2 separate regions of the Homo sapiens genome follow, and region 1 is linked to region 2. A link is an interaction called in ENCODE POLR2A ChIA-PET data of the cell type or tissue named here. Cell type or tissue: OCI-LY7. All regions are shown on one strand. Links, peaks and the distances in the headings refer to the core of each region. The heading gives the core; the rest is flanking DNA.

Evidence for each region. Peaks named below come from ENCODE experiments on the same cell type or tissue, not always from the same donor. Only the 100,000 strongest peaks of a DNase experiment are listed, where the experiment ranks them.
Region 1: POLR2A ChIA-PET joins it to region 2 with 5 read pairs; 3 of 35 experiments call an interaction of 5 or more read pairs at or near these places.

Annotation. Positions count from the first base shown.
Region 1 is chr3:71,414,557-71,418,951 of GRCh38, reverse strand. All of the region lies in intron 3 of FOXP1 (forkhead box P1), which reads left to right. Among named protein-coding and RNA genes, the nearest start is that of MIR1284, 130 kb to the left of the region's middle. RefSeq lists an enhancer at 4,098-4,395. In OCI-LY7, for the core only: CTCF peaks have their summits at 1,603 and 1,804; a DNase peak (open chromatin) is centred at 1,821; H3K4me3 peaks cover 1,260 bases; H3K27ac peaks cover 2,134 bases.
Region 2 is chr3:71,297,122-71,301,516 of GRCh38, reverse strand. FOXP1 (forkhead box P1) reads left to right here. Exons shown (of 21, transcript NM_001349338.3): 5 at 1,637-1,697. All of the region lies in intron 3 of FOXP1-AS1 (FOXP1 antisense RNA 1), which reads right to left. Among named protein-coding and RNA genes, the nearest start is that of FOXP1-AS1, 9.6 kb to the right of the region's middle. In OCI-LY7, for the core only: no CTCF peak of the experiment used is centred there; no DNase peak of the experiment used is centred there.

The sequences.
Region 1 (4,395 bases), core at 200-4,199, 120 kb before region 2:
TTTTTTTTTTTTTTTTGAGACCGGTCTTTCATATATTGCAGAGGTTGGTCTGGAACTCCTGGCCTCACCCTCCTGAGTATCTGGTATTATAAGTATAAGCCACCATGCCTGGCAGATGCTTTCGTAATTTTTGTGATAGTGACAGTGATATTGTGATTTCTTAATTCTTGCGATAGTGACAGTGGTATTGGTCTCAAATGGCTAACTGGACAAAATATTGTTGCCTCAAATTAATCTTTTGGTTTAGATTTATATCCTACCTTTGAATTTTGATAATTGACAGTTAAGTAGTGTTTAGATCTGAGGTGGCCATGATAAAATATGTTGGTTCTGACAGTTACTAATTTCTTCCCCTATTAGCTCTTTTGAGTGAAGGGGAAAATACACCGCTTTTAACACTTCAGAATAATTATAGAAAAAAGAACCAGCATTGAATTATTATAGGAAACAAATTTTTGTTTTCTACCCTTGCCATTTGAACCTAGCTCCCTAAAATGAATGGTAGATTTAAATTATGGAGCCCATGAGGGAAAATTTTTTAAAAATGCTGCTTTGCCATTTTTCCTGTGCAGGAGAATATGCAAATGGCCTTTCTGTGGTCGCCCTGTCACAGCCTTGTAAAGGTTCTGTGGGGATCCATGCATCTTGTTGAGTTGAGCCTTGTGCCAGCTTGGAGGGTTTGATTGTTTTTGCTAATAGAGACAGATTTTGTCATTAGAGACACCGAAGTGTGATTCTGTCTACATTCTTCTCAAGTGTATGGTCATAGAAATCCCTTTGGCTTTAGGTGCAATTCAGTGGAAACACACACACACACACACACACACACACACACCCACAAGCACACAGAATTTCACTGTGGAATTGGCAAGGAATAAGTGAGCCAAATTTGGCCTGTAGAAATTAACACTGGCAACTTCGTGAGTAAAAATTACATGAAAAGCACTCATGAGGGAAGGAAGAAGGAAAAAAAAAAAACTAGGATAACAGTGCAACAGACCACATTTCCTATCCACAGTCTGTCTTCTCGGGGGTGTTTGTCTAAACAGCATTGCCAGTTTTTCTAAACAGTACTGCTGGTGTCCTCGATCTGTAATATGAAGTGAATCGGCTATGCGGACCAAATGCTCGTTGGGTTGAGAGTTCCTTTATTTGGCCAAATTAAACCCAACAGCCTCAGCTCTGTCCAAACTTGTACTAGTCCAGGGCCAGCTAAGATGCCTGTCCTCATTTGTAGATCTGCATAGAAAAATAAAAATGATGCATTAACTGTTTCCCAACCTTTTGGTTGAAAGGAATTTAGCTCCACATAAAATATAGTCAATTTTTGTCTCCTAAAAGCTGGAAATGTAATACTTTGAGATTGTCTCAGATGTGAAAAAAAAATCACAAGAAGCTCCATGTGGTTTTTAGAAAGATAAGTTCTGATATTAAAATCTTGTGTGGATGGTCTATTATTTCATCTCTGCCATCCTTAGCATCTGCTGGGGAAGATAGTCCAGAAGCCCAGTGCTCATTTTTAGGAGGACAACTTGGAATGGTTTATGGTTTTGGTTTTGGTGCCGGGTCTTACACGTCTTAGTCCACAAGCTCAAATACAGAGATAATTGGAAGTCTAAAATCAATAACCATGGAATATAGCCAATGCGAAACAGATGCCGGAATAAACCATCTGTAAATTTCATGGTGGGTGAGGTGGGGACTCAAAATGTTTATTTGCATCGTGTGGACGACTGGGCTCAGCCTGGAGGATGTCGCGAGTCTGTACCATTTGACTTCAGCACACTCCTCTCTCCAGCCGCAGCTCCACCTGTGGTCTGAAGTGTATTTGCAGAATTGCTTTGAGCATTTTGTAAGGACCTCCTCTAGTTTTTTGCATATACCAGGAATTCAGCGAATAGGATTGGACATTTGTTTTTATCAGAGACTGACTGGTTCCGCCCCAGTCTCCCCTTTGCTCATCAGCTTGAGTGATTTTTTTTCAAAATGCAAATGTGATCATGTCCCACTCACCTGTTTACCAGGCCGAGGTCCCTTCACTGGCCTCCCATTACCCTTATGATAAAGGGAAAGTTCTGTAATTTCAGGATGGCCTTTATAGTGTGAGTTCTGCCTCTTCTCCTTCTATGCGGCCACCACCCCCGCCCCCTTTTTTTCCTGCTGCAACCACATCTTAACTCTGCTTCCAGGTACCACGGGGTCTTTGCATATGCAGTTCCTTCTGCCTGTAATATGCCTCCCTCTCCTCTTCACTCTTCACCCATTTACCTGCTGCTCATCCTTCAGCTCTCAGCTCAGTTGTCACCTCCTCAGGGAAGCCTTCCCTGACCTATCTGACCATACGTCATTTTTTTTTGCGTGTGTGTGTGTGTGTGTGTGTGTGTGTGTGTGTGTGTGTGTGTGTTTTGAGACAGAGTTTTGTTCTGTGGCCCAGGCTGGAGTGCAGTAGTGTAATCATAGCTCCCTGCAGCATCAAACTCCTGGGCTAAAGTGATTCTTCTGCCTCAGCCCCCCAAATAGCTGGGATTACAGGTGGTGTACACCACCATACCTGGCAAATTTTTATTTTAAAATTGTCTGTAGAGATGGGGTCTTACTGTATTTCCCAGGTTGGTCTCGAACTCCTGGCCTCAAGCAACCCTCCTGCCTCGTCCTCCCAAAGTGTTGGTATTACAGGTGTAAGTCACTGTGCCCAGCCCCTGACCATCCTAATGCCTCCCTTATATTTTCTCCTGGACCCATATAACTTGCTTTTTGTGGCATTCATCCCTTTCGGTTTTATACACATCTTTGTTTCTATTTTGATTAATGTCTGTCTTCTCCCCAGCTCCAAAAGACAAGAATGTAACTTTACAGGTTCTTTCTGTTGTGTTTTGGTCTCTGAGTACAATACCTGGCACAAAGTAGGTAATTTGTAAATATTTCTTCAGCAAATGGTGATTGATAGTAGTTGGTCTATCATTCCTGTGACGAAAGATGCCGAAGTCCCAGATTTCTATTATCTTGAGCCCCTTTGAAGTCCTCTTTGAAAACCAAACCAAATAGTTTACTTACAAACCAAGTGGTTACTCTTTAAGTGGTTTATTTTATCAGTTTTCTAAAGTTGCCTTTATGTTACAGGGCTGAGGTTCTTTTTGAGGAGTGATGATGTGTTTTGTGGTGTTAAGGACAGTTTGTGGTCATGACTATTTTACAGTCAAAGACCCAAACATCAGATACTAAAGCCCTTAATAGAAAAAAAAAAAAAAAGAGCAACTAATGATTGAGTTATGTTCTGCTTACACTTACACTTCCTAATGATGTGTCTGTCTGTTTCTGCCTCATTTTCTTTGTTCACTTGATGTTATGGGACCATTTATGTCCTGTGCCGTTAAAGCCACTTAAGTCTCTCAGCCTCAGTGTCCTTCTCTGTGAAACCAGGGAGTTGGAATCCATGATTTCTACATTCCTTTTTTGCTCAGATAGTCTAGATTTTGTTTGTATAAATATTGGCTCTCACATCAAAGACCCAGGTTCAAAAAACATGTTTTTATGTCTACATTGTATAAAGCCTCATGGTTTCTTAAAACATATTTTGTTATCAACAGGAGTGAAAATTATAATCACAATTTATAGATTAAAAAATTATACTGAAAGATATTAGCTGGATTAAAAAAATTGCTGGGATCCTCATTTCTCAGTGTTTTTTCATGGGATTTTAAATAGGTAATCTATGGAGGATGGTTTTAAATTGAGAACATCTCAGAGCGTCTGATACAGACACGTGTCGAATGAATTTCCTAGAGTTGGGGTATTGCATACTTACTTTCTTGAACACAGATTCCCTTTCTTTCTTCAGAATGCCCGTGTGGAGGAGGTAGTTCAGATATAGGTGACTCTTAAGATATGAATGACAGCTTAATGTTTTCAAGTACCTAGATTTTTCTTAGGGTGAGATTATAGATACTTTGAGTGTGTCTTAATTTTTTAAAGTGAACAACAGAAACAAAGTGCTGGGAAAATGCAGTATTTTGAATGGGAACATGGTAATGGATTATTAATGTGAAGCCAGATGCAGGATTTGAATACTAAACCCTGAAGCTATGCAATTCTGCTGATCCATCAGCGAGTGCTATTTAAAAATTCACAGGCCTCATCTAAGTTATCATTTTTATTTTGCATGCTCTGTGATTGTCTTTTTAGTCATCACCCATGGCATTGTCTTAGGCACACCCGGTGTTTCCCAGCAAGGCTCCTAAGAGGTGCCTTTGAGGCCAGGGCTCCGCTTGTCCTCCTCGTGCCCTCTCCCCTTACTCCCCCTCTGCGGGCTGGGGCACGTCTAGAAGACTCCAAGAGCCATGTTAGAATATCCCTTGGAGCAGAGGCAATTCCCTTTATTTGTTCCCTTCTTTTAAT
Region 2 (4,395 bases), core at 174-4,173:
GCTTTGAATTGAGTAGGATCTGCCAAAGTTCACTTGCTTTACATTTAAGATTTGATGAGTGGTAGATGTAGAAATTTCTGTGTGCGCTTTGTATCTACTGAGCTCTGATTTGTGTAGAGTGGGGCTCTGCAGATCTTAGCTCTACCTTGAGGACCTGACCATCTTTGCTCTGTTTTTCTTTCTTATCGTTGCTTGCCCTGAAATAGACTTCTCACTACTGGAGAAACCAATCTTGGGGACATACATCAGCAGTAAAGCACACGATTTTCATTTTCAATTTGAATTGTTTTGTGTAAAAACAAAAAGGTTTTGGTCAGGCTGCAAAATAGTAATTTTAAGTCCCAGAGCTAGGGTTTTCCCCCACCCAAATGGTGAAAATTTATGGTGAAAACCTCCAATTTCCTCTTACAGTAAACATGAAAATTATGATTTCACTCAGAGCCTGCGTCTTTTTCCAATCTTAATGGCAAGAATCTGCATACACTTGCTTGTGGAAATGTCATAAATTGGCCTCGGATCAATTCCTCAAAGATAGTACACACCAAAGTGCCACTTTCAAATTTTTAGCCCTCGTGAAATAAGATTTTACTCTTCTCAATGATGTTTGCCTTTCCACATTCAGGGCTGACAGCAGAGGGATGAGCAGGGATATATTCCTATAAAATTAAACCACTTCATTACATGCTATTCTGAAGAGTGAGCAAAAAGATATTAACATTTTGGTAAAATGATGATATGATTTCGCCACCTTAAAAATTATATGAGCATTTGGTCAATGGATATGGAATGAATCCTGTACCCTCTTAGTAACTTGATCTAAATTAATAAACAAATGTTTTTCTTTTCACTCGTGCCATATGTTGATCCCAGTTACATGGGCAGAAAGAGGCAGCTTGTAATGTTTCTTAAAGGATTAAACACTGTTTTGCATACGGGAGTATGCAGATGCAGGAGTAGGATGTGGGGTAAAATGTGTTCCATGGTTTCTTTGTGTTTTAGGAAGCTTGATTTCAATTGTTTGTTTCATGTGACATGAACCCTTTTTAATTTAACTTAGTAGCTCCGGTAGATACATGGTAAGAGAAAAACATTCTGTGAACAGCTTTCGCCAGCAATTAACTCCCTGCCCCTCCCCAAAGTGAAAATGGTGCTGCTTTCATTCATTTTGAAAGGTCCGAAGTGGCAGAAAGCATCTTGTCTACAAGACCTAACTCTCTTCCAAAAGGGGAAAAAAATAAGTCTTTGCTTTAATGAAATAAGAGATGTTGTGGATATTAACCAAACAGAGACACGTTCAAGTGGCAGTCTGGTTTCCAAAAACAGAGGCCTATGAGTCACATATTATTCTCCATGAAAATAAATCGATAGACAACAAGATGAGAAAAAGTTGATACACAACATTTGAAATGTTTCACCTTGACTTTTCCCCACCAAGTCAATTTTGTTGTCTTGAAGAGCTCAAAGGCATATGGTCCAGATAAGTAGAGATTCTTGGGACTTGTTTTTATTAACCCTGAAAGTCATTTGCCATTAAATAGAATTGAGTGCTTTTGTTGTTTTCCTTGTGTCTGTCCTTGGCAGAGGTGGTTGCTACTTCTCTTGACATTCAGATTTTGATGTTCTCTTTTGTTTTCAGGGTAAGACGTGACCTTTTGAGGTGACTATAACTGAAGATTGCTTTACAGAAGCCAAAAAAGGTAAATGCAAATGTGATTAGTGAAGTTATATCCAGGGCTGTGTCTTTTGCCTTCCAGGCATTTTAATTCAGTTGCTTTTTGGTCTGTATTTGTCAAATAAACATGTATTTATTTGCGTGTAAGGACATATGTGGTGTATTTTTGGAGGTCCTAAGAAAAATGGTTGCCCTTAAGAAATGGTCTACAGGTTCACATTTCCCCCCCAAATATTATCAAACTCTTCTCTGTTTGTTGAAGCTGAACTTATTTTTATTTTTTAAATTTATTTGTTTCTTGTTGACTTGGTAGGTTTAAAGTTAGAAAGGAATATTCACATCACAAAAGTGGTGATTCATAAAATTAACTTGCTGCAAACAAGAGTAACGCATGTCAGTATTGTGTGCTGAAGTGGTGTCATCCAATTGATGTTCATCTGGCGGCTTTATAATCACCTTCTTTCAGAAATTAACAGTCAGGCACCATAGCAACACGCCACATTGATGTAACTGCTGAGCAGTGTGGGGCATATCCCTGTAATGTCAGCGCTAGGCTGCCTTGTTCTCTTGACCTTGCTTGAAAATCAAATGAGTACTTGATTTTAAAATTAGAAGTTTTCAGAGAGACTAAAGTAGCTTAATGAATTAAAGCCAAATTTAATTTTCTCAAATTCGCTTTTGGGAGGGGGAGTGAAAAAGTACTCCGGTTAAAATGGTTATGGATGCTACATATTTACTTGATTTCAAAAGTACCTCTCTGATAAAGGCAATGATCATCTTACAGAAGATGATCCTGCCGGTCGTTTTAACATCTGATATTTCTCAAGCAGTAGCATCTTTGTTTCATTTAGAATTTTTGGCCTTTAATAGTTCCATTTGATTTAGTAGATTTGTGTCTGTCTAAAAACAGGTTACCTGCCAGCATGGTTGAACAAAGCCTTTGCTCAGATTTTACTAAAGTTTATGTATTTGTCAGATATAGACTTATTATTGAGTTGAACAGAGTTTTTTGTGGAACTTTTCATAATGTGAAGAATCTTTGATCAGTTTTTGATAAGTCTCACCTGGGGCTTGGGGGGGTTCTAGAATGCATATATATAAAGGATATGGATTTGTTTTTGTAGTTGCATTCTGGCACATTTAATTTGGTCTAGAAAAATCAGACTTGCATCATTTCACCATCTATATTGTTTAAATGAAACCTTTGCAGGATCTACCTAATTGTATTTCAGAGAGGACAAACATACGTTTCAGATGTTTCGGCATGGAAGGAATTGATTCCCAACCAGTAATTGGGATTATCAGGCCACAGCAAGACACTTCCCTTTGCTGAGGCTCAATTTTCTTTTTCTTTTTCTTTTTTTCTTTTTTTTTCTTTTTGAGACGGAGTTTCGCTCTGTTGCCCAGGCTGGAGTGCAGTGGCGGGATCTCGGCTCACTGCAACCTCTGCCTCCCGGGTTCAAGTGATTCTCCTGCCCCACCCTCCTGAGTAGCTGGGATTACAGGCAGTCGCCATCATACCCAGCTAATTTTTGTGTTTTTAGGAGAGGCGGGGTTTCACCATGTTGGTCAGGCTGGTCTCAAACTCCTGACCTCGTGATCCGCCCACCTCGGCCTCCCAAAGTGTTGGGATTACAGGCGTGAGGCACTGCTCCCGGCCTCAGTTTTCTAATCTTTAAAAGGAAGACATTAATCTATATCAAGGGTCTGCAAACTTTTTCTGTCAAGGGCCACATAGTAAATATTTTCTACTTGTGGGGGCATTCAGCCTCTGTTGCAGCTACTCAGCAAGGTGGTAATTTGCTGTCTCCTGGTCTCTATAATCTCACAGAGTGATCTCAATCCAAGATGCTCCTCATGCAAAGTGGTGCCACATGTCTAACTCATCTCCTACTGTTAGCAGAGGTTTCTGGCAAAGCTAAAAATTATGATTAAACAGGCCAGGCATGGTGGCTCATGTCTGTAATCCCTGCACTTTGGGAGGCTGAGGCGAGTGGATCACCTGAGGTCAGGAGTTCGAGACCAACCTGGTGAAACCCCGTCTCTACTAAAAATACAAAAATTAGCTGGGTGTGGTGGCGGGCACCTGTGATCCCAGCTACTCAGGAGGCTGAGGCAGGAGAATCACTTAAACCCGGGAGGCAGAGGTTGCAGTGAACTGAGATCGCACCACTGTTCTGCAGGCTGGGAGACAGAAGGAGACTCTGTCTGAAAAAAAAAAAAAAAAATTAAACAAAGCTGAAAAAGTGGTAGAAAAGATGAAAAGTTTAGCTTGAGAGTTGCCTTATCCATACAGCTCCAAATATAACCTTCACTGATGGGTTTTCATTTGTTGTTTTGTTTTTTTTTTTTTTTGTAATCACCTGTAAGCATGAATTATTTTTCTTCTGATTCAATATCTTTATAATGTCCGTTCTTTCACCTGTTACCTGAAAATGGAAATACAGTCCCCACCCCACCCCAAATTCTGTAATATTGTTGAAAGTTAAAAATATCATAGGTCAAGGGAAAAATTGGAAAGAAATGTTTCTAGAAATTTGTCATTGGCATTGCCTGAGAAAAATAGTCTATATTACAAAAAAAATGCTTTCTTCATAATCACTATCAAGTGCATGATCTATGGGATTATTTAATATCGTGCAAATAATGCCCCCCTTGTAAAATTACTTGATCATAAAAGTATTTTATATGCTCAGTCTCTATAGTTGTTCTCTACTTTCAGC